Linked DNA regions of Mus musculus: all the other regions are linked to region 1. Evidence: chromatin loops called from intact Hi-C (ENCODE). Cell type or tissue: heart. All regions are shown on one strand.

What was found. Hi-C counts contacts between places; a loop is a spot of excess contacts. Peaks named below come from ENCODE experiments on the same cell type or tissue, not always from the same donor. Only the 100,000 strongest peaks of a DNase experiment are listed, where the experiment ranks them.
Region 2: it touches region 1 in a loop (2.9-fold over the local background); 3 of 42 quality-filtered maps call a loop at or near these places.
Region 3: a loop joins it to region 1, with 4 times the contacts of the local background. A loop is called at or near these places in 4 of 42 quality-filtered maps.

Annotation. Positions count from the first base shown.
Region 1 is chr2:104,439,970-104,447,969 of GRCm38, reverse strand. Hipk3 (homeodomain interacting protein kinase 3) reads left to right here. Exons shown (of 16, transcript NM_010434.2): 3 at 1,335-1,458; 4 at 6,606-6,725; 5 at 7,678-7,764. Among named protein-coding and RNA genes, the nearest start is that of Mir1902, 15 kb to the right of the region's middle. In heart, CTCF peaks have their summits at 3,034 (motif pointing left) and 6,938 (motif pointing left); a DNase peak (open chromatin) is centred at 2,929; H3K27ac peaks cover 1,563 bases.
Region 2 is chr2:104,770,220-104,778,219 of GRCm38, reverse strand. It overlaps Qser1 (glutamine and serine rich 1), which reads left to right. Exons shown (of 12, transcript NM_001123327.2): 5 at 1-83; 6 at 768-901; 7 at 1,831-2,048. Among named protein-coding and RNA genes, the nearest start is that of Depdc7, 31 kb to the right of the region's middle. In heart, CTCF peaks have their summits at 3,245 (motif pointing right) and 4,299 (motif pointing right); no DNase peak of the experiment used is centred here.
Region 3 is chr2:104,658,946-104,666,945 of GRCm38, reverse strand. It overlaps Cstf3 (cleavage stimulation factor, 3' pre-RNA, subunit 3), which reads right to left. Exons shown (of 21, transcript NM_145529.3): 16 at 7,611-7,680; 17 at 6,232-6,427; 18 at 3,499-3,652; 19 at 2,783-2,877; 20 at 2,589-2,649; 21 at 1,521-2,229. The coding sequence ends at 2,027. Among named protein-coding and RNA genes, the nearest start is that of Gm6306, 47 kb to the left of the region's middle. In heart, no CTCF peak of the experiment used is centred here; no DNase peak of the experiment used is centred here.

The DNA of each region.
Region 1 (8,000 bases):
TGCACTTGTGCCACAGAGCATGTGTGGAGGTCAGAGGGTACTCCCTGGAGTTCCTTCCCTTTTCTTCCCACGTGGAGTTCAGGGACTGAAGTCAGTTTGCCTGCTTGGTGACCTGTTTACCTGTGGAGCTATTTGATTCACCCAGCATTGTTAATACAATCCGCCAATGTGCAATAGGTTCTGAGGCATACATGGTAGAAATGTTCAGTGCTCAGTTCCTAATGTTTGTGAATACTTTGTGTCTGCAGAGGAAAATATCTGTGTAGGGAAAAAGAGAATATGGCAATATGACCAGTTATTCTCAAGTCTTTTAGGGGTAAATATTCATTGTTCTGTCCTTGAAAGTTAAACCCACATATGTGCATACACCTAGGATAACGGTGTGTGATTCCTTTGCTATGCAGCTGTACATGGAGGCTCTGTTAAAGCATGCTAGTTCTCTTCAGAAGGTGGATGGAGGCTCCTGCCACTTTAGACTCCTCATGAGAAAGCCACAGGACATAGTAGCATAATTAATCTGAGAATGAAATATTTTTCCAAATAACTGAAGTGTTAAGATGCATTTTAATTGTTCTATCTTAAACCATATTTTTAAAAAATTAACTTAAAAAACTTTATATTGATATGTATTGGTGTTTTGCCTACATGTAAATGCCTACATGGTATGTGCCTGGTGCTTGTTGAGGCCAGGAGGAGGCATAGGATACCTTTGAACTAGAATTACGGACAGTTGTGACTGCCATGTGGATGTTGGGAATTGAACTATGGAAGAGCAGGCAGTATTCTTAACTACCGAGCCATTTATCTAGCCCATACTTTTACCTTCAAACCTGAATATGCTGCACTTGTCTCTAAGGATGACCAAGGACACAGTTATGTGACTGTTCATTACTGTTATGTTCTGAAGTCACATGGAGGTCTAGACTATTAGCTTCAGGAACTTTGTTTTCATTTGGTCTTAACTTTCACTGCCTGTTTGAGTTCTTTTGATATTACAAATGTTTAATTTTTTGTCAGCTTTCATGTATTATTTCTAATCTGCTGTAGCTTGAAAAGCATGGTGTGTGTTGTTTTGTTTTTTTCAAGCATTAATAGAGATGTTGTTAAGGGAAAGGCTCGTGGGGAAGAGACTTCATTATGGAGCTGTGCTCACGGTCCCTTTACATGACCGAGGGTTAGGATCGGGGTTTGACAAGTTCTCAGCGACATAACTAAACATGATTTTTCTGTCATTTAGAACTTTTCTTAGAATGTCAAATAAAATTCGGTAATTTAAAGTGAAAAGGAACCTGACTTTCTTCTTTTCCTCTCCCCGCGCCCCACCCCACCCCCAGAGCTCCAGAGATTATATTGGGGTTGCCGTTTTGTGAAGCCATAGACATGTGGTCACTGGGATGCGTGATCGCAGAGTTATTCCTTGGATGGCCACTCTACCCAGGAGCCTTGGAGTATGATCAGGTAACAGAACTGAACAGTGATGGAATTGCTAGAAAGGAAGCATAATCTATAGTCTTAGAGCATTGCATGATTCTCCATACACAAAATGTGAAAATCTCCATGAATGTCAAAGCTTAAGAAATTTAAATTCACTTAACATTAGCTCTTGACTTCAAAGCTCTTTTCTAACACTCTGGTGGTAAAGCACGGCCAAGGCAACTTGTAGGAGGAGGGGTTTATCTTGAGCTTAGAGTTCCAGAAAGAGTCCATGATGGCAGGGCAGAGGCAGAGGCAGCAAGTGCTGGAGCTACAGCTGGGGTCTCAGATCTCAACCCACAAACAGGAAGCAGAGAGAGCTGTGCAAAACAGCAAGAGGCTGCTGAAGCTCCAGGTCCACCCCTGTTGACATATTCCCTCCAGCAAGGGCACATACCTTCCTATTCCCCCCAAACATTCACCTACTGAAGACCAAGTATTCCAGTGCCAGAAACTCTTAAGGGGACAGCCTATTCAAACTACCACATTTTTATAAACTAGTTACAACCTACAGACTTCAAACCAATTTTATGAAGTAGTCATCCTATATATAATATAATATTTGGATAATGTTTGTTTGTTTGAGGCAGGTTGTCAGTATGCAGCCCTGTCTTACTTAGCCTTGTGGTAACCCCCCCTCCACCCCCTCCCTCCGTCTTGGGGCTGTGGTAATGTGGTACCCTTCCCCGTGTCTTAGGGCATGTGTCACTTTGCCCAGGCCTGTTTATCATTTATTTATTTTTTGAGACAGGGTCTCTCTATATAACCCTGACTGCCCTGGGATTCACTGTCAGACCAGGTGGGGTTAATTCACAGAGATCTGCCTGCTTCTGCCCCCTCCCAAGTGCTGGGGATTACAGGCGTACACTGCTGTGCCTGGCCTTAGTTCTGGTTTTTATTGTTGATTTTTCTTTATTAAAATGGATGTGAGGGGCTGAAATGATGGCTCAGTGGTTGAGACATGTTCTGCTCTTCTAGAGTACCGAATTTTGTTCCTGGCTCCTACATCAGATGGTTCACAGCTGTCTGTAATTCCAGCCAGAGGAGCCACCATCTACTTCTGCCCTCCACTGGCACCTGTACACACATGCATAGTACACAGTCACATAAATACACATAATTTAAAATAAAACAAATGAAAAAGCATCTGAGTAGTCACTAATTTGGGTGACTTAGCTATTTCTGAGGGGATTCAGTATTATCACTAACATGAGATAATATCATCGACATCTTATCATTTACAGTGTCATTCTACAAGTGAACCTTCTCTTTTAGGTCAGGTTTCTAACTTGTCTGTTTTCCCGCTTTATGTTCTGAAGCCCTCTAAAAGTTTATGTAACAGTTTCTGTCCATCTTCTCTTCAGGTATGTTTTCAGTCAACTTTGGACTTTGATGCAGCCGTTAGACTATTGCTAGTTCTGAAGGACATGGCCATCTAAGCAGAGTCCCACAGTTCCAAGCTGCTGAAGCACCAAGCACAGTCAGCTGCTAGGAACTTAGTTTTAGCTGTGGACTAGTTTGTGCCACGTGTAATCCTGTGGAGCAGGACACCATCTAGTGGCAATTTTAAGTTGACTGGCTGGTGCACTCTGGGTTTGGACAGTGTCTTGAGCAGCTCATGTTAGTCTTATCAGAAGATTTACTCTACTCCCTTCTTTATGTGAAAGAAAGAAAATGAAATTTCCCACACCCAAATGAACAGAACTGTTAGGTTTTTTCTAAAAAACTTGTTTTTTCTAAATCCTGTAATTTTTTTTTTTTTTTTTAAAAGACTAAGCTGTAAGGAAGAACCAAACCAAATTTGGAACAGGTGTTACCTGGTTTAGATGAATAATATTTTCAAATATACATATCTGTATATGTGTATATATGTGTTCTTCTAAAGGACCAGAAGAAAGTCATTATCACAAGGCACCAATTATAGTTTTCATTCAGTTTTTTTTTTTTGTTTTTTTTTTTTTTTTTTTTTTTTTTGGTTTTTCGAGACAGGGTTTCTCTGTGTAGCCCTGGCTGTCCTGGAGCTCACTTTGTAGACCAGGCTGGCCTTGAACTCAGAAATCTGCCTGCCTCTGCCTCCTGAGTGCTGGGATTAAAGGCGTGCTCCACCACGCCTGGCAGAAGTTATTTTTTAAAATATACATATACAAATAAATCCTGTGCATCCTTACTTTGTTCTTAATCTTAGGAAGATTTCACCCTTTTGAGATAGGATTTCACACACTAGCACACAATGGTCTGGATTCACTAGGTGGCTCATGCTGTCCTCAAACTTCAATTATTAAAAACAACAACAACAACATCAAAACTTTAATACTCTTACCTCAGCCTCCTGAGTGCTGGGACTACTTAGCAAAAGTGAGCTATATTTACAAATGCTGGTGTTTAATTTTCAGAGATTCTATCGATCTTTTTAGAGTGTGTTCACCTAACTTAGGATGTAGTAGGTCTCCAGTAAATTTACTTCTACCTCTTTCCAGGAAGCAGTTGCCTCAGTACACTTAGGTACTCCAAATAAGGTACCAAGTTTCTTGTTTCTTTGAAATAGGGTCTCTCTCAGGTAGCTTAGAATGGCTTCGCTCTCTCTGAACCTGAGAATGACCTTGATTCTCCTGGTTCCATCTCAGAAGTGCTAAGATATAGTTGTGTGCCATCATGTCTAACTAAAAACTTTGTCATCTCCCTCACCCCAATGCCCAAGATTGAATTAAGTGTTCTACTATTGAATTATATACAGCCTTGGCCTTGGTGTATTGTCTTCAAAATACATTATTACTATTTTCAACCTTAAACTAACTAATACTTACTGAGTTCCTGGCCAAGAAACTACTATTATAACACTTTACATTTCTTTCATAAGATCTCTGGCATACTTACCATGTCTGTTTTCAGATGAGGTGTATAGATTATAGAGAAGTGGCTGGGAAGATGGCTCAGTGGGCTTGCAGCTCTTGGGCATGTGAGGTCTAGAGTTTGGATCCCCAGATTCCATGAAATTGGGTAGGCATACTCCAAATTCAGAAGACAGGGACAAGAGTTGTATCTGCAAACTGGATTGAGAGACCTTGACTCAGTGAATAAGTGGAGAGCAACTTTATCTTTGGTTCATTACACATCTGGAAACATACATGAACTTGACTGTCCTCATTCCATACAGGCTCCCACACTCATTTAAACAAGCATGCATGCAACACACCACTCAGAGACACATCTTAAAACATCAAACAAAAAAGTTAAACTAACACAGACAGTCTGTATTCAGAAGCCATTAAAATTAATAGTATATCGCTTACACATGTTTAATGTGCAATACTCCCAAAGCAACCTTGAGAAAGGATTTAAAAGTTAAAGGGTATAAGCAAACCTGCTCTACACTGTTGCCCCTTTCTGTACCGGCCACCTTCTGGGCTCCAGTCTCACGCTGATGGTGTCAGTCTAGCCCCTGGGGAGAAGTGCTTTTCTCAGTTTGCAGTAGTTTCTCCAGTGCCCAGTCAGCCCCGCTGTCCTGTCCTAAGATTTGGGTTCCAGGGAAGGAGCCATCCATGCTACTGCATCATTTTGTCCTGAAATGGTAGCATTCTATCTTTCAGGATTTTTATTGTGTAATTCCCACCCCACCCTAGAGGCATCTGAGGCTACTTCAGCCTTCCAAGTGCTGAGTGTAAACGACTGTGACTAGCAAAATAGTCCTTATTTTCTGTTTTGCTTTTGCTATTTATAAAGGCTTTAATAACAGAAGTCTTTTGTTTTTCTCTGTATAGTCCTGGCTATCCTGGAGCTCACTCTGTAGACCAGGCTAGACTTGAACTCAAAAAGATCTACCTGCCACTGCCTCCCAAATGCTGGGATCAAAGGCGTGTACCACCATGCCCGACAGAATGAACACAATTTAAGTAACAGGCCAGGAGCCACTGGTGTGAAAGAAAATGAAGCCAGGTGTGGTGACATACAGTTGCAGCCCTCCAGGGGGCTAAGGCGGGGTGACCTTTGCCCTTGAGGCTAGTGGGGGATGAACTACCTAGCAACACTCACCTCCAACTGTACATAAAAAGAAAGCAAGGAAAGGCCTGCTTAAAAGCAGCAAAAAGGCACGTTTTTTTTATGTTTATTTTTGAGGCTAGAAGATAATGGAATCTGAGAGGAAGGAGTTAATAGAGAAAAGAACCAGAAGGTGAAGGAACAGATGGACTGCTTAGTAAAGCAGAATCTAAGATTAAACTGGAAAGAAGGAAGGTGGAGGACTCCTTTGGGTCCTAAGTTACATTCCCCCCTTTAAAGCCCATGCCCCTTTTTATACTGACTAGTCATGGAGTGTGAGAACCACTATCTAATAATGTGTACCAGGCACTGTCATGGATGTTGGGAGTTGCATAGTGGAGTAAGAAGATGGAAAAGAAAAGTCTAGTATACCAGATGGTGAAAAGCATGATGGGGAAAACATCTAGCTGGGGGAATGGGGGTTGCTGGGAAAGACAGAGTTAACTCTTGCTTACTGGCTTGGAAGGCGTAATGAATAAGGTGATATTAGAGCCCAGAACTAAAGGAAGAGTGCCATGTGACACCTAGGACAGGTATTCCAGATGAAGTTGAGAGGCCCTGCACCTAGGGGGTTCGAGGTGTCCCTTGGGAGGATGCATCTGTAACCTTGTCACTTTGTCACTTAGGTCACCAAGGCACTGTCAGTACTTCCCCAAAATAACTCGCTATCAATTCAAATCCCTCTCTTTCCCTCCTACTAAGTTATTGTCTGGGAATAGCTCAGTGGCAGAGCACTTGCCTGCCATGTATGAGGCCATAGGTTCAAACCCCAGTATTGTTTCCCCTACCCCCAAAGGTCATGTTATCTCTTGTTAGTTCTTCTTTAGTGAATCTCTGTTCTTCCAGGCTTTGAACATGTTGGTTTCCTCTCTTGATTTATATAGAACCTTAATTGCTACATTAATAATTTACATATACTGTGCATCAAGTGTTTCTCAGGCAACGCTGACTACATTTATTTTAGACTTAAAACACTGCATATTCCTTCCTTACATGAATTCATTGAGGGCATAGATGGTATCATATAGTTGCTGATAAAATGTTCAATTAATGCCTGTCATACAAAAGAATAAATTTGTTTTAAAATTATTTTTCAGATCCGATACATTTCTCAGACTCAAGGTTTACCAGGAGAGCAATTGTTGAATGTGGGTACAAAATCCACAAGATTTTTTTGCAGAGAAACAGATATGTCTCATTCTGGTTGGAGGTTAAAGGTAATTCACTAAAAATATATTTATTAAACAGTTTTCTAAGATGCCTCTTATGGACAATGCCTTTTATACCTTAAAAAGTATTTATGGGTTGGAGAGATAGATGGCTCAGCAGTTAAGAGCACTGGCTGCTCTCCCAGAGGTCCTGAGTTCAGTTCCCAGCAACCACATGGTGGCTCACAGCCATCTGTAGTGGGGTCCGATGCCCTCTCCTGGTGTGCATGATGACAGTGCACTCATGTACATTAAATTAAAAAAAAAAAACTTTTAAAAAACAAATAATGTTTTAGATTATTTTAACTTTTATGTGTGTTTTGCTTGCATGTTTATATGTGCACCACATGTGTGCTTGGTACCCTCAGAGGCCAAAAGAAGGTGTCAGATATTCTGGAACTGGAGTTAGAGATGCTTGTTAGCTACCATGCAGATTCTGGGAAACAGAACTTTATCCTCTGTAACAGCAAGTGTTCTTGGCCACTGAACTGTCTCTCCAGCTTCACTACTTGCTTTCTTGTACCACCTAGGACTGCATGCCCAGGTGTGGTACTACACCAATGAGCTGGGCCATCAGTCATTAGACTTACAGACTTATAGACTTGCTTATAGACCATCTCATAGAGATAGTTTCTCAATTGAAGTTTCCTCTTGTAAGATGATTCTAGCATGTATGAAGTTGACAAACTAACCAGCATAACAGAGATTCACTGTGTAGCCCAGGCTGACCTCTGATTTGACTCTCCTATCTCAACCTCCTGTGTGCTGGCTGGGCTTACATGAGTGCACACTATTCCTGGCTTCATATTTATTAATTTATTTGTATTATAAAATACATTTTTGCTTGTTACTCTTTTGAAACTACTATACCTGGTATTAGGCTAAATGTGTCAGGCATGAAGGACTAGAAATAGGGATATGGTGAGTAATAATATGTTATTTTCTCTTTGTATGTAATAAGACACTGGAAGAGCATGAGGCAGAGACAGGAATGAAGTCTAAAGAGGCCAGAAAGTACATATTCAACAGTCTGGACGATATAGTGCATGTGAGTATTGAAGTCACATGTACACCTTTGTACCGAAGATGATCTTTGAGTGCCAAGGACCGAAAACACCTTGCCCATTCCTAAGTCTTACTTTTTAAGTGTTTCAAACAGAATTAACTGAATTTTTTCAAACTCTCACAGGCTAAATTATATTTGTTGCCTGTGCTGTCCTTTTCTAAAGAGGTTTTTCTTTTTCTTTTTTTCTCTTTCTTTCTTTTTTTGGTCTTCAAGAGGAA
Region 2 (8,000 bases), 330 kb before region 1:
TTTGGAAAGTACAGAAAGCTTTGTTACAGAAATTTGTTCCTGAAATTCGAGATGGGCAAAGAGAATTTGCAGCTACAAATAGTGTAAGTGAAATGCTTGATTCTATCCGCTTTTCTAAGCTGACCCTTGGATGAACAGAGGTGGGGTCAGATGTCAGATGCATCAACATTTTTGATTGATAACAGCACAGGCTGCTCCTGCAGAGAACCTGGAATCCATTCCTAAGACCTACAAAGCAGGTGGAATGATAGCTCCAGCTCTAGGGATCCTATGCTCTCTTCTAATTACTGAGGACACCTGCACTCATGCACGCATTCACACAGACACATGTGCACAGTGAAGTAACAGCTGAGAAGATAGCTCTGGAGTTAATAGCGCATACTACTCTTGACCTGGACCTGAGTTCATGGTAGGAAGCTCACAACTTCCTCTAACTCCAACTCCTCAGGTACCAGCTCTCACTCATACGTGCTCATGTGTGCTTACTCCCTTGAGCGTTCTCTCTCTCTCTCTCTCTCTCTCTCTCTCTCTCTCTCTCTCTCTCTCTCTCTCTCTCTCTCTCTCTCTCTCTCTCTCTCTCTCTCTCTCTCTCTCTCTCTCTCTCTCCTGCTTTCTCCCTGCCCATTCTTAAAATCAGGATAAAATTGGTCTGGTCTGGTTATGGATATATTTTGGAAACTACAAAGGATGGGTGGCTGTGAACTTAACAGCATAATATTTATGTGTAGACTATATAATTGTATAATTAAAATACTTTTTTTCTTTAGTACCTTGGGTATTTTGGAGATGCAAAAACTAAATACAAAAGGATATATGTGAAGTTCATTGAAAATGCAAACAAAAAGGAATATGTCAGAGTGTGTTCCAAAAAGCCAAGAAATAAGCCTTCACAAACTATCAGGTATTTGTTTTCTTATGTATTTATTGGCTTATTTGGTTATTATTATTGTTTAAAGGATCTATCTTGTCAGTTAGGACTGAATGCTGCAATACCTTTTGCAGTAGGTGAATCCTTTTCAGAGAATGGGGTAGACATTGTAAAGCTAGTGGCTCTCTGGTAGAATAGGTTCCTTCTTTGCTTGGGTCTTTTTGGTGTCACTGTAGTAAAATGGAAAAAAAACAGAAGGAGCAAATTTTATTGAATCTAGCTCTTTGTGACAGAACTTCTCAGAAGCCCTCTTTGCCATCAATAGGGTGAAAGAAATAAATGAATGTCAAGGTTACAGCAAGATAATTGGGGGTTAGGGGACACACAGACAAGTGCATTATCAGGTCAGCACACAGTGAATTCCTATCCTAGATCAATGTGCCTGGGTTGTCTGCAGCATGAATCTAGAAGGTAACTAGTCTGACTAACTGTGTGATAGGTATTCGAATGTGCGGATGACCCTAGATACTCTAATCAATCTGCTGTCATCAGTGGGCCTAGTTTAATTAAGATCACCGCCCATTTTGAGATTTAGCATGGGACAAATCTTAAGAGGTCTCAGCCTGATGCATTTGTACATCAGAACTTCGTGGCCACCACAGCATCAGAGCTAGATTTGGCTTTCCACATCTCATATTCTCTGGAAAATGAATCCATACGGAGTTTGGTAGAGATAAAGATTGAGGTAATATCCCCTTAATAATTGAACATAGAGTTCCAGTCTCAATCTATTTCATGACAATGCTGTGGGAGTCATTTGAGTTGTATATAGCACATGGACTTTATTTTGGAAGTGTTGGTCTGAGCAAGTTTATTATTTTCTTATAAATCATAAAAGTCCTTTCTCTTTTTTAATCTTAAAAGATTTAATGATTTTAATAAAATTTGTTTTAACATTGCAGAAATATTCCATCTAAGCCAAGTAGTATCAGTAAAACTTCTGACCCACCAGTATCAAAAACTACAACTACAAAAACCCCGTCTACAAAACCCAAAGCTAAACAGCTCAAAATAAAGGCTGAGCCACCACCAAAGAAAAGGAAGAAATGGAAGGAAGAATTTTCATCATCACAATCTGAATCATCTCCTGAGGTCCGTTCTAGCAGTAGTGAGGATGAGGGTGAGTTCCCCAAGAAATTAGTGTTTTGATGCTTACAGGTGGTGTGCAGGAGTGAAGGGGGATGGTGGTGGTGGCAGTTCAGATCGGGTTTGCTTAGTACCAGAGTGATGCTACTGTACAAAGTTCACTATGCTTTGTATAAACCACACCCAACAGAACACATCTAGCCTACACATGTAGAGGACAGAGATTGGCAGACTTGCTTACAGACATCGCTGTTTGCTACCCAACTTTTGTGGATAATTTATTGGAATACAGCTCCACAGCTACTGTTTGGAAATACATGATTTCATTTAGTTGCAGTTTTGAGTTGTGGTATAGAGACCATGTGACCAGAAAAATGCTAAACTATCCACCATATGACTCTTGAGGAAATTTTACTGACTCTCATTCATAATTTCATAACAGTAAAGACAAAGGAGGATGAAGGGAAAATGGAAGGCTGTTGAAGCCAAGCTGTCTTAGTCAGGGTTTCTATTCCTGCACAAACATCATGACCAAGAAGCAAGTTGGGGAGGAAAGGGTTTATTCGGCTTACACTTCCATACTGCTGTTCATCACCAAGGAAGTCAGGACTGGAACTCAAGCAGGTCAGAAAGCAGGAGCTGATGCAGAGGCCATGGAGGGATGTTCTTTACTGGCTTGCCTCACCTGGCTTGCTCAGCCTGCTTTCTTATAGAACCAAGACTACCAGCCCTGAGATGGTCCCACCCACAAGGGGCCTTTCCCCCTTGATCACTAATTGAGAAAATGCCTTACAGTTGGATCTCATGGAGGCATTTCCTCAACTGAAGCTCCTTTCTCTGTGATAACTCCAGCTGTGTCAAGTTGACACAAAACTAGCCAGTACACAAGCTAAAGCTGAAAACCTGGGGTCTTTATAAACAAAGGAGAGTTTTTGGAGGAACTCAAGTAAAAGCAACATGACGAAATTTTAAATTTAATTATTAGACCAGTTTCAGGCAAAAATGGTATCGAAACCTAAGTAGTGGAAACAGAAATGAAAGAGGAGAATGGAAAGTGTTCTGTTTTGCTTGGTGACCGTCTCCCTAAGGAGTCCTGGCTGTCATGGAGCTTAAATTGTAGACCAGGCTGTCCTGGAACACAGATCCTCCTGCCTCTGCATCTTGTAATTATACCCTCAGGTAAAAAGGAACATTTTCCTTGCATAAATAACATGGCAGACCACTAGGTGTCACTAGTTAAGCAGTGTGTTCAGACCTTTAAGAGAATTACCTATAACATGGGTTTGAATGCTGGTGATTTTATTTTATTTTCACATGTTGGGTTTGTGTGTATGCTTGCATGTGTGCATGCATATGTAAGTGTACATGTGGCATGGCATATGTGAAGGTCAGAGGAGACTATTAGGAGAATCAGTTCAGTCATCAGGCTTGACACAGGATGTATCTTTACCCACTAAACTGTCTCCAGGCTTATGGTGTTTGTGTGTATGCATGCATTTAGTTATGTATTCATTCATTCGTTCATTCATTGGTTTTTGGAGACTTTCTCTGTGTGGAACTCGAACTGTAGACCAGGCTGGCCTTGAACTCAGAGACCCACTTGCTTCTTTCTGCCTCACAAGTGCTTGGGATTACAGGTATCTGGCACCACACCTGGCCTATATGGTGGTAATTTTTAAACTCTTTCAGAATATTCTCTTTTTTTTCCTTCAGAATATTCTTATAGTCTTGAACTGCTTTGAGGATTCCAAATAGGCTCAATCTATTTAGATTTACAAAGTAGCAATTAAATTAAAATGTTTAAAATATTTGTAAGTGATTGATTATTATTAACACAATTGGTTCTATTTTTATATTTGTCTACATTCCATTAGTTACTGTGTATTAGTTTGGTTAAAGAATATGAAGAGAGCATGTTGGGAAGACAATGTTAACTGTCTTTTCAGATAATTACCAATATTTCTTGATACATAAACCTGACAGTTATACTTTTAGCTATTTATGTATATGAGTATTTTGCCTGTATGCATGCCATGTGTGTGCCTGGCACCTTCAGGGGTCAGAAGGCGCATAAGATCTTCTGGAACTGACTTACATATGGTTGTAAATGACCCTGTAGATGCTGAGACCCAAGCCTGGGTTCTCTACAAGAACAGCAAGTACTTTAGCCTCTGTGCCGTGTCTAGCCCTTTCCTCTGCTCTATGCTGGTAACCTAACCTTTTTTTCCTTTTTTTTAATGAAATATTTTATGTAATGAGTACACTGTAGCTGTCTTCTAATACACCAGAAGAGGGCATCAAATCCCATTACATGTGGTTGCTGGGAATTGAACTTAAGACCTCTGAAAGAGCAGTCAGTGCTTGTAGCTGCTGAGCCATCTCTCCATCCCCTAACCTTTTTTTTTTTTTAATTCATTGTGTTGTTTGTTTATTATTGTGAGAGTGTATGCATGATGTATGTTGGTGCAATTGAACTTAAACAATCATACTCCCAAGCAAAGAAAACTGACCCTCTAGCCCCACCCCACCCCCCTTTTGGTTTTTTGTTTTGTTTTATTTTGTTTGTTTGTTTGTTTTTGAGACAGGGTTTCTCTTTGTAGCCCTGGCTCTCCTGGAATCCCACCTGCCTCTGCCACCTAAGTGCTGGGATTAAAGGCATGAGCCCAGCCCTTTTTTGGGCCTGAATTTTCTTATACACATGGAACAGTGTATTGTGTTCTTGTGTTTTGGGGTTTTTGACTTAGCATGTTTTCACAGTTCATTTGTGTTAACAGCACATGCGATACTGTGTACATGGAGGTTAAAGGACAAATTGGGGAAGTCGGCTCTCCTTCCACAGTGTGTGTCCTGGGTATTGAACTCAGGTATCAGGCTTGCACCCAGTGCTTTTACTGGTGTTGCTTTTTTGCTGGACTTGATTGTGTTTGTGACTTGCATTTACCTGACTAACTGTGAATGCTTACTGGACAGTTATATATCTTCTTTGCAGGAATGTCTCTTTAGTCCTTACTTGCTTTGGGGTGCAGTTTCTAGACAGGGTTTCTCTGTGTAGTCCTGGCTCTCCTAGAGCTCATCTGTAGACTAGGCTGGTCTTGAACTCAGAGATCCTACCTCTGCCTCCCACGTGCTGGCATTAAAGGCATGCGCCACCACTGCTGGGCTGCAGTACTAGCTTATTAGTGGTTCCTTGTCCTTTTGGGATTAAATTTAGGATTTCTTGATTTTTGTCTCTGGGTTGAATTTGTTTTATGAGACAGAGTCTCTGTAGCCCAAATTAGCTTTCAATTCTGTACAGCTCAAGATGGCTTTGAATTCCTGACTCCCCTGCCTCTGCCTGCTCAGGACTGAGATGATTGTGTGCCTCATTTCAACTGGCTGTATTCCGGGCTTTAAACTTTATTATATGCATGATTTGAAAATATTAATATAGTATTACTATTAATACTATATGGTGTCTTTCTAAATGTTTTACATTCTGATGGAGCCCAACTTACTGATTCTGTTTTTTGTGCTTTTGTTGTGGTTAAAATCAAATCCAAGGACATCAATGCTTAAAATTTTAAGAGTTTTATATATAATTATTATTTTCTTCTTAAGACTCTTCTTTGGTCCTGTTTTATCTTAGAATATTTAAAAAATAACATTTAGAGTTGGGGTGTGGCTTAGTAGTAGGAGATTTGTCTGTCGTGCATGGGACCATGTGTTCAGTCATCAATACAGACAAATAATTCCGTAATGCTACTACTGATATCATCAGTGAGCCTTTAAATATTGTGTTCAGCTTACAATAGTGGGTACAAGTTTTCTAGAATTCTAAATTATACATGGAATCAGCTACATCTTATCATTGATAAATACTGTCAGGTTTTTTGTTTTGTTTTGGTTTTTGGTTTTTCGAGACATGGTTTCTCTGTGTAGCCCTGGCTATCCTGGAACTCACTTTGTAGACCAGGCTGGCCTCAAACTGAGAAATCCGCCTGCCTCTGCCTCCTAAGTGCTGGGATTAAAGGTGTGTACCACCATCGCCCAGCATACTGTCAGGTTTTAGGTTTTGTTTTTGTTTGTTTTTGAGACAAAATCTTGCTGTGTAGCAGTGGCTCTCACTGTGTACTTACTATTCACTGTATAGTTCAGAGCCACCTGCCTTTGCTAGTGCTAGGGTGCAAGCCACCATGCCCAGCCTGGTTTTCATTTTAGAGGCAGGGTCCTCACTACTTAGAACCAACAGACATTTTTTTAAATTGTTAATTATGTGCTCTGTGTGTGTGTGTCTGTCTATCTGTCTGTCTGTCTGTCTGTTTTGTCCATGTTTGTCTGTGTCAGAATGTGTATTTGTGCATTTGAGTGCAGTGTTTGCAGAGGTCAAATGGGTACATTGAATCCCTTGGAACTGGAGTTACAGGCAGCTATGGTCTGCTCACCTTGGATGCTGTGAATCAAATTGCATCCTCCCCAGGAGCAGTGTACGTTCTCCGTGTATGTATCACTGAGCTGTCTCTCTAGTTCCCAATTTTGGTCTCGTTTTAAGACTTATTTCATTTTCTAGGTATGACTGTTTTGCTTGTATTTATGTATATATACCCCATTTGGGCCTTCTACCCACAGAGGCCAGAAAAGAACATCAGTTTTCTTCTTAGAATTCCAGTTCCAGCCAAGTTTTCTGGAATAACATCCAGTGCCCTTAACTGCTGAGCTATCTCTCCAGACCTGGCCTTTATTGAACTCTAATAGGTCTCCTGAGTACTGGGATTACAGTCATGTACCACCAATCTCATTTAATCCTGCATTCTTAGATAGAATTTAATATGTGTAGGCTATGTTTGCATTTAAAAATTAATACATGTCACTCGAAATCTGTAATAATTTTTTTTAAGATTTATTTATTTATTATATGTAAGTACACTGTAGCTGTCTTCAGACACTCCAGAAGAGGGAGTCAGATCTCGTTACAGATGGCTGTGAGCCACCATGTGGTTGCTGGGATTTGAACTCTGGACCTTCGGAAGAACAGTCGGGTGCTCTTACCCACTGAGCCATCTCACCAGCCCCCTGTAATAATTTTAAGTGTAGAAATAGAGTTGGATGTGGTGACTCACCCCTTTAATCCCAGCACTTGGGAGGCAGAGGCATGAGGATCTCTGAGTTCAAGGTTAGCCTGGTCTATAAAGTGAGTCCAATACTTATAATCTCAGCACTTGGGAGGTTAATGCTTTTGAAGACTTGCTAAGTGCAAAACCCTGCATCAACAGAACAAAACAAGCTCTTCTATGAATGTGTTATGCATACCAGGCTAGCCTACTTGTGTGTTGCTGTTGATAACCTTTAACTCTTGACCTCCCAGTCTTACCTACTACTGCAGGCATTACAGTGTGCATCACCACAATCCGACTCATTTAGAATGTCTTTGTCTATGTCTGTGCTTAGGTATGCTTGCATATGTGTGTGTTGGCGCCCGAGAGTGTGTGTAAGCCAGAGGTTGCTGTCCAGTGCCTTCCTTCATTCCTCATCACCTTTTTCTTTTCTGAGACAGGCTCTTCCATTTGAACCTGGAGCCTAATGACTGAGCAAGAATGGCTGGCCAGCAAGTCTCCAAGGATCCTCCTGTCTCGACCTTCCCAGTGCTAGGACTACAAGTGTGTGCCATGCCAGGCATGGTGGCACATGCATTTAATCCCAGCCCTTGGGAGGCAGAGGCAGGTGGATATCTGTGAGTTCAAGACCATCCTGATCTACAAATCGAGTTCCAGGACAGCCAGGGCTGTTACATAGAGAAACCATGTCTGAAAAACAAACAAACAAAGTATGGGTAACTGGAGATCTGAATTCAGATCTTCATGCTTCATGGCCAACACTTTACTGACTGAGCCATCTCCCACACCCTGCCTGGGTTGTCTGTAAACAAAGAATCAGAATTAAATTAGAAGAAACTGTGTCTTCAGTCTAATTTTTAGGCTACTGATATGAAAAACAATATTAAAATTGTCAG
Region 3 (8,000 bases), 220 kb before region 1:
AGTCCAGGGGATATGACAACCTTTTCTTGTGTTCGTGGGCACTACATACATACAGCATACACATGGACACACATAAATAAAAATGAATCGCTAAAAAAAAAAAAAAAAAAAAAAAAAACTTGGAGGGGGCTGGAGAGAGCTTGGTGGCTAAGAGCACTTCTGCTTTTCACAGGGCCAATTTCAGTGCCCACCACCCATATCCAGCAAGTCATGACCACCTGTGATGCCAGTTCCAAGGGACCCAACACCCTCTTATGTGGGGGACCCCCACATATGTGGCATGCATACATAAGAATAAAAAAATTTAAAGAAAAAAATATCTCAATCTCCTTCAGATTGAGAAAATGGCACTCACAGTTTTATAATGTGTATATATCATAATATGCGTAATTTGTTCCCCTTTACTCTTGTTCTGTTTTTTGAGGAAGGTTGTCTCTGTGTAGCCCAGACTGCTCCTGCAGGTCTGTGCGCTCTCCACCCCAGTGCCCTTCATCCCAGGATAACTATGATGGAATAAAGGATGATCTTTAACTCTTGGCCCTCCTGCCTTCACCTCCCAAATTCTAGGATTACAGACAAGTGATTTAGGGAAGCCCTCAACCTACTTTACTTTAGCCTCAGTTCCTAATTTGCCTCTTAAAAATGTTTCTTATGGGCTTAGCAGTTAAGAGCACTGGCTGCTTTCAGAGGTTCTGAGTTCAGTTCCCAGCAACCACATGGTGGCTCATAACCATCTGTAGTAGAACCTGATGCCCTCTTCTGGTGTGTCTGAAGATAGCAACAGTGTGCTCACATACATAAAATAAATAAATCTAAAACATATGCTTCCTTTTTTTAAAGATTTATTTATTTATTAATTATATATAAGTACACTGTAGCTGTCTTCAGATATTCCAGAAGAGGGCATCAGATCTCATTATGGATGGTTGTGAGCCACCATGTGGTTGCTGGGATTTGAACTCAGGACCTTCAGAAGAGCAGTCGGTGCTCTTAACCACTGAGCCATCTCGCCAGCCCAAAAATATGCTTCCTTAAGTTACCAAAAACAAAAACAAACAAACAAACAAACAAACAAAAAAACAAAAAACAAACACTCCCAAAGCAAAACAGGAAAGTGCATATAACAGAGTGTACACAGACTAGGACTCCTCATGTTGTTAACATGTACTGAAATGGTAGTAGATGAGTAATATAATGTCTGTAGCAATGATCATACAATCTGAAGAAGAGATGTCAGAGACATACCCAATGAATAAGAGGGCCTGAGGAGCTGAGACTGAATCCCAGCAGTTACATAAAAAGTTAGGCCTGACTTTGCTTGCCTGCAACCTCGGCATTAGGGGCAAACAGGCAGACCCTAGGAATTCTCTGGCCAATCAAAAAACGTCTAGTGAGAAACAGCTTCAAGGGAATGAGAGTTATAGAGGGAGACACCTGACATCCTCTGTTGGCTTCTGTGTGTTTACGTTTGGACGCCCGCTCCCCATGTACACAAACATACAAAGAAACAGGAGGAGGCATGTTTTTGAGGTCCTTTTATTCCTTTCAAAGGACCCTTTTAAAAATTTATAACTACAAAACAGTCGCCATACATTCTGCCATAAATAAAAACAAACAGTAAGGCAGGACTACGTAAGCAAACTGAGAACAAACGTTTTTCAGAAAATGTGAAAATGTTTTACAATCATAAGCCATCCAGTTTTTAAAATAAAACTGTGGAAAACTTACAAATCTTCAAGTGGCACATACAAGACACCCTTGAAAAGGAACAAGATGTGGCGTTGTCATTTTGTACTGTTATTTAAAACCTAATCTTGCTTAGAGGATAGGTCTGCTCCAAATTCAAAATCCACACAGGCTTGGGTTTTTTCTCAAGAACCATATGACAGAGGCACCAATGACAATACAACTTTGTTTCCAAAACCTTGTAACAAAGTGTTGTCTCTTTAAAACATATGACTTAAGAGGCAAAACAGGAGTCCTGGGTAAGAGTTTTTCTCTCAGAGGCAGGTAGGTTTAAGCCGACTCATCGTATTCGCTTCTGCTGCCGTGCTCTGTAAATGTCATGAACAGGGGGGACTACAGCCCCCTTTTCTTCATCTTCGTCTGAATCCTCGTTGGGCCTTTTGACAGCCTTAGTCAGTACAGCACTACTTTCCACTGGGCCGTTGCCTTCCACAGCCAGCTCTGGGGCCCCACCAGTGATGATCCTCACGGCTTCCTCAACAGCTGTTGGGATGGAGCAAAAAGAACATCGCTTACGACGATGCTACTATAGAAGAGTGCTCTGCCCATTCCATAGCCTGTCAGCAAGCATGGAATGGTGTTGCTGCTACTAAGTTACAGCTGCCATTAAAACCGAGAAAATGCTAAGACAGATTAGACAGTGCACCACCACACGTGCCAGGATTCTGATTGTGTGTTACCAGAGTATATGCCCACACTGCAGAAGGCCCAGCTTACTCCAGGCTGTTCCTGCACCTCTGTAGACTGGATACTTGGCTTTAGAGACTTTGCTGAAGAGAACAATCCTTTCTCTCTGGGAAACAATGTAGATTCCGCAGTGAAAATGAGCTTCTGTTACTTACTGTTTGGTATCTTGCATCTTCGGAAAATTTCCATCAGCTCATCCACTTGTACAAAAGGACCCTATCATGACACGAGTACATTTCAGCTCAGTTACCTGACAAGTTCACTGTTGTACCTCCCACTATACAAAAACAACAACAAAAACCCATATAATTACTGCGACCCAGAGAACCAGTGTGTACAATGAACAAACCTGGAAGCAGATAGGAGGTGGGAGCAGTTTCATCAAAACAACAGCGGCAGGAGGCACTGGAAACACTCCACCGGGGACAGGGTGCAAGCCTGGAGCTGAGGGAGAAAGCAGGCATGAAACATGGGCACAGTTTCTATGTGAGAAAGCTGAAGTCAAGTGACCTGCACACAACTTTCTATGTCCCTGCCGCTCCCTTCTGAACACATACAAAGGGCTGTAGTGCTTTAACCAAGTGACCAAATGAAATAGGCCGGACAGGAAATTCAGTGTCAGTCTTAGGTCACTGGGAATCAGACAAGTGACTTCATGTAAAGCCAGCCAGGTCTGCTCTAAAAGACATTTTTGTTTACTACTTTTGAGTTACAGTGTTTAGTAATCCTGTTTGAAGTCACTTGTTCAAAAGCACATTTAATCAAAAGGGTCTTGTTCAAAGAGGACCTAGAGGGGCTACTAACCACTCACAACTGCAGTGAGTTTCCAGTTGGTCGAGTACTCTGCACACTGCAGCATGTGTGAAATGGGCAACTGAGGTCTGCAGTGTTCAGAGGCTTGGGTTGATTGGTTTTTTAAACATTCTTAGTGTTTGCAGTTCAAAGATTACTGTCAACTCACTGTGACCCCAAGTCTAATAGTTAACTTACAGTGGAAAAGGCCAGGTTACTTCCCTCCCACACCTTGGATTGAAATCAAACGAACGTCTGAGTTCTGGATCTTACGTGCTAAATGTCGTGGCTGAAATGGAATCATCTGCTGAGTGTCTGGCTTAGGGTACTCAGGTTTTCTATCCACTTCATCTTTCAGAACAGGCACTATGGAAGGAGCTACAACTGGGTCTGGAATTATAGCAGCTAGCTTAGCACGGGAGACATCCTGAAAATGCAGAACAGAAGAATCCTAAACCTGAAAAGGGTCTTACAGAGCATTGTGCAGTTCCACAATCTTGAGGATACAGTAGGAATAATTGGGTTATAAGCACAGGAAGGATGGAGAAGGAGAAAGGAAATCTCATGATGATAAAGATTGTTCAACACAACAAGGGAAGCCATTCACTTTGAAGGTTGCATTTTAAAAATTTACCTCAACCCCAGCTAAGAATCACTAGACTGTCTCCAGGCAGGATCATTGCAAGATAGATACAAGACTTTGTGAAAAGAGTTGTAAGAATGGCACCAAGAAGAGAGTGGGGTGATGTGAAGGAAAAGGTTTAGACTTGTTTGTTCGAGACAGGGTCTCATTTTGTAGCCCTAGCTGTTCTGGAACTCAGCTGGCCTCAAACTTACAGAGACCAGCCGCCTCTGTCTTCCCACTGCTGGGATTAAAGGCACCTCTCACCATGCCCAGCTAAGATAAAGCTTTGCTTTTTGATACTTTCCTTCCACTGGATTAACATCTCAGTAAAAGCGAAAAGCCTGGGTTAAGTGAGATTCTTGCTTCATGAAAGCCAAGATGGGGATCACTAGCACTGCACTGGCTCACAGCAGTTCGCTAATGCAGTGAACATCCTTCCAATGTACAGGAGAAAAGAAACATATCTTGAACATATATTCTTAGCCAGATTGTATTCACTCTTTGAGGAAATCAGTAACATTCCTAGCATGGACTGGAGCTTAAAAGAAGATCTCACAGCTAATAGGAAGTAGAGAGAGCATTGGGTGTCCACCTTCTCCTTTCAAACCAGCAGGGCCCTCTCCAAGTTATGTCACAGTCACCTTTAACAGGTCCTGTCCATTTCAGTCCTCCAAATCTGCTGGCACACAGTTGGTGACACTGCTATCATGTAGTACAGTGAAACCGCTCGCTGTGGTTAGTGTACAACTTATTACCACCAACTACCACATAGCAGTGCACTCTAGTTCTCCCTAAATACAAAGTAGAAATGGAAATACAGGCTGGAAAACTCATTTAAAAAGTAGCTCTAGTTAGAAATAGTCAACCCCCACCCTTTTTCCAAGATAGGGCACACTATTTATTTAGCTCTGGCAGGCTGGCCTTGAACTTAGAGAAAGTAAGAGACACACATGCCTGTGTCTCAGGAATGCTGGGATAAAGGGGTGTACCATCAAGCCTGGCCATGATCTGTCTTCCAGTCTTTGTAAAATTATATTTGTGTGTGTGCACATGTGCTTGTCAAGAGTCTAAGTTGGTGGAGTTGACTCTCTCTTTCCATCATGTGGGTTCCAGGGGTTGAACTCAAGTCACCAGGCTTGGTGGCAAGTTCCTTGACCTATTAAACCATCTTGCTGTCTCTCTTTATTTTCATTAAACTATTTAAAACCATTTTTATCATAGGAAAAAAGAAGGTCTTTTCTAATAATTCTTAATATGTCTAGTTTTGCACTGAAAAAAAAAAAAAGCCAGTAGAGGTAAAAACTGTTCATTTTTGAACAGTAGAATATGTGTTATAAGGAATCCCTTCAGAACAGGATTATGGGGCTGGCACAGACCGGGAACATCCATCAAAGGAAAGGTCCAAATCTAATTATGTATAATTCTTTTCAAAGTTTTCTTGTCTGGTTCAGAGAGAGAATGAGACTAGGACCAAAAGAAGGCAGCGAGGAAAAGAGTGATGGCTAAGGATCCTCTTGCCAGCTGATTTAAAGGGGCCAACCCAAGAATGGTCTTGGGTTCCATCTTGGCCTTTGTTCATGACAGTGGCACAGAAAAGCCAAGAAACCACGGGCCGATGATTTTGGTACAAGGGCTATTTCTGAGGCCTTAAGAACACTAAGGTTCAGGGACTAAGTTAGTTTCTTTTTTTTTGTTTTTGAGACAGGGTTTCTCTGTGTGACCCTGGCTGTCCTGGAACTCACTCTGTAGACCAGGCTGGCCTTGAAAATTAGAGATCCACCTGCCTCTGCCTCCCTAGTGCTGGGATTAAAGGCGTGTGCCCACCAGTTTGTTTATGAGTCAGGCATCTACATAGAGCAGCACTCTTAGAGAAGCCAGTTCCCCTATGGGCTGCTATAGAAAGCAGCAGATCACGCAAAAACATGGGTTTTGCTTTGTATAGCCTAGACTGGCTTTGCAAACCTCCTGCCTTCCTGGTTGTAAATCCAAGGTTTATAAGTATGTGTGCACCACCATGCCTGGCTATGTCCCTTTTTGATATCTTGACAAACTACACAACAGTAATATGTTTAGTTGAAGCTCTATCAAAAATATTCATCAGTTGATAAGAATTACTTTAAAATAATTACATTAAGACTTTTTTCCATCATCTGTCAGACACAAGGCACCGACAATTCCAGGTACATAATGAAAACATTTATTCTCTCTCAAATGTTTAATTTTCATTTTCTTGTTACTTTTGAACAACAACAACAAAATCAATGAATTTTTTGTCTTAGTAACAGAAGAAAGAATTGACCTTAGAATGAAAATTGTCTTTGAACTCTTAAAAACATAGGGGAAGTGGAGACCCCACAGCTACCTTGGTGCTGAGTACATACCTTATAGCCCAGTGCTTTGAGTTCACTTGCAGAACAAGGGTATAAATCCATAAACTTGTATCTGTCCACCAGTAAAGCTGTTTCCTTGCCTTCATACTCTTCTCTGAATGCTGTAAACCGTCTTTTTTCCACTTTGAGTATACTAGCTAAATCACCAATATTACTTTCAAAAGCTAGAAATCGAGCCCAGATTTCTCTGTAAGAAAGTAAATATAACCAATTCTTAGTCATAGATTTTTTGTTTTAGGTTTAACAATTGTTAGTATTTCCCCCTATTTGTTTAATTTTATTTTTCCTAAATATTGAAAGTCAAGTACAACCACAACATTTTACCCATTTGGACATTCAAGTTCTTTCCTGAGTTGGACACACACACACACACACACACACACACACATTATCTTCCTACTTGAGGTACATAAGAGGCATCAGAGAGAGGATAAACTTTGTGGAAAAGGAATCTCAACAGACTTCTATAATTTTTCCTCTATAGTGTGGCTTCATCACATTGCTTAGTGGAATGAATTATGTTTTAAAAGATATTCTTCATTTAACATATGAATAAAAATATATTCCAACATCTACTATATAATATTGACTCACTGAGGCCAAACTGCACATATCACTGTCTTGTTTGCTTTGTTTGGTTTGCTTTTTTCTGAGACAGGATTTCTCTGTCCGGACTTAACTCACTCTGTAGACCAGGCTGGTCTTGAACTCAGAGATCTGCCTGCCTCTGCCTCTAGATTATTGGGATTAAAGGCCTGTGCCACCACTGCGTGGCTGTACAAATCACCGTTTTAATGTTCTCAGATTACTTAAATGCCACAGGCACCTAAAGTAAGATCGTGAGTACCAATGAAGTCCCAGGAAGAGGAAACTGCAGAACCCCAACTCTGGTAGACATGTCTGTGAATCAGTGAGAAAGTGAGGCCTAAGTAGACTGTCCACCTATCTAGGTGGTCGAGCTTGGAGCTGAAGAGAAGCAAAGCCTGAATATGCTGGCAGTGCCACTGTACCCTGTCACTCTCTCACAGTCAAAGCCACGCGCTGGGCGTGTAACATGGAAACCAGCTCTCAGTATAAAAGTCTCCGCATTCCACTAGTGAGATAAATTTCAGAATGCTAGTATATTAAGTTCTAGAAATATTAAAGTAGAAAGATATAGCAAAATATTTAATTAAAAGGGTATCTCAAAATAATTCTTATCATATATAAAATAAAAATGTAAGCTTAAGCAACTATGAAAATACTGCAGGTAGGTAAAATGCGAAAAGAAATGTCTCCTGAACTTCACCCTCAAGCACAGCCCCATAGCCAGCGTCCACGCACCACACGCCAGTGTCCATGCACCACACGCCAGTGTCCCCATGGCTTACCCAGACTTCTCAGGAGGAAGGCTTCCAGACGTTAGAACTCTTTCAAACAAAACTCGAGTATTATTGTCCTCTGGGTAGTTAAAAAAGTTTAAATGTTAAATCAAAGAAAGCTTTACAGTTTAATAATAATATTTTGTAAGAGCAAAGCAGAACAGAACCCTAAACTTTACCTCAGTTAATCCTTACAAAAATCTAATGCAGAAAAATAATTTGTCACAAATGATTTTTACAGACAAGGAAATTGGGAGGTTCAAAATTACTGAGCTTGTCAGACTAGGGGAGGAAGTCTTTATTTAATCTCACAATTCAGAAAGCAGAGACAGATCTCCATGAGTCCTAGGCCAACCTGGTCTACATCCTGAGTTCAGGCTAGCCAGAGATACATAGACC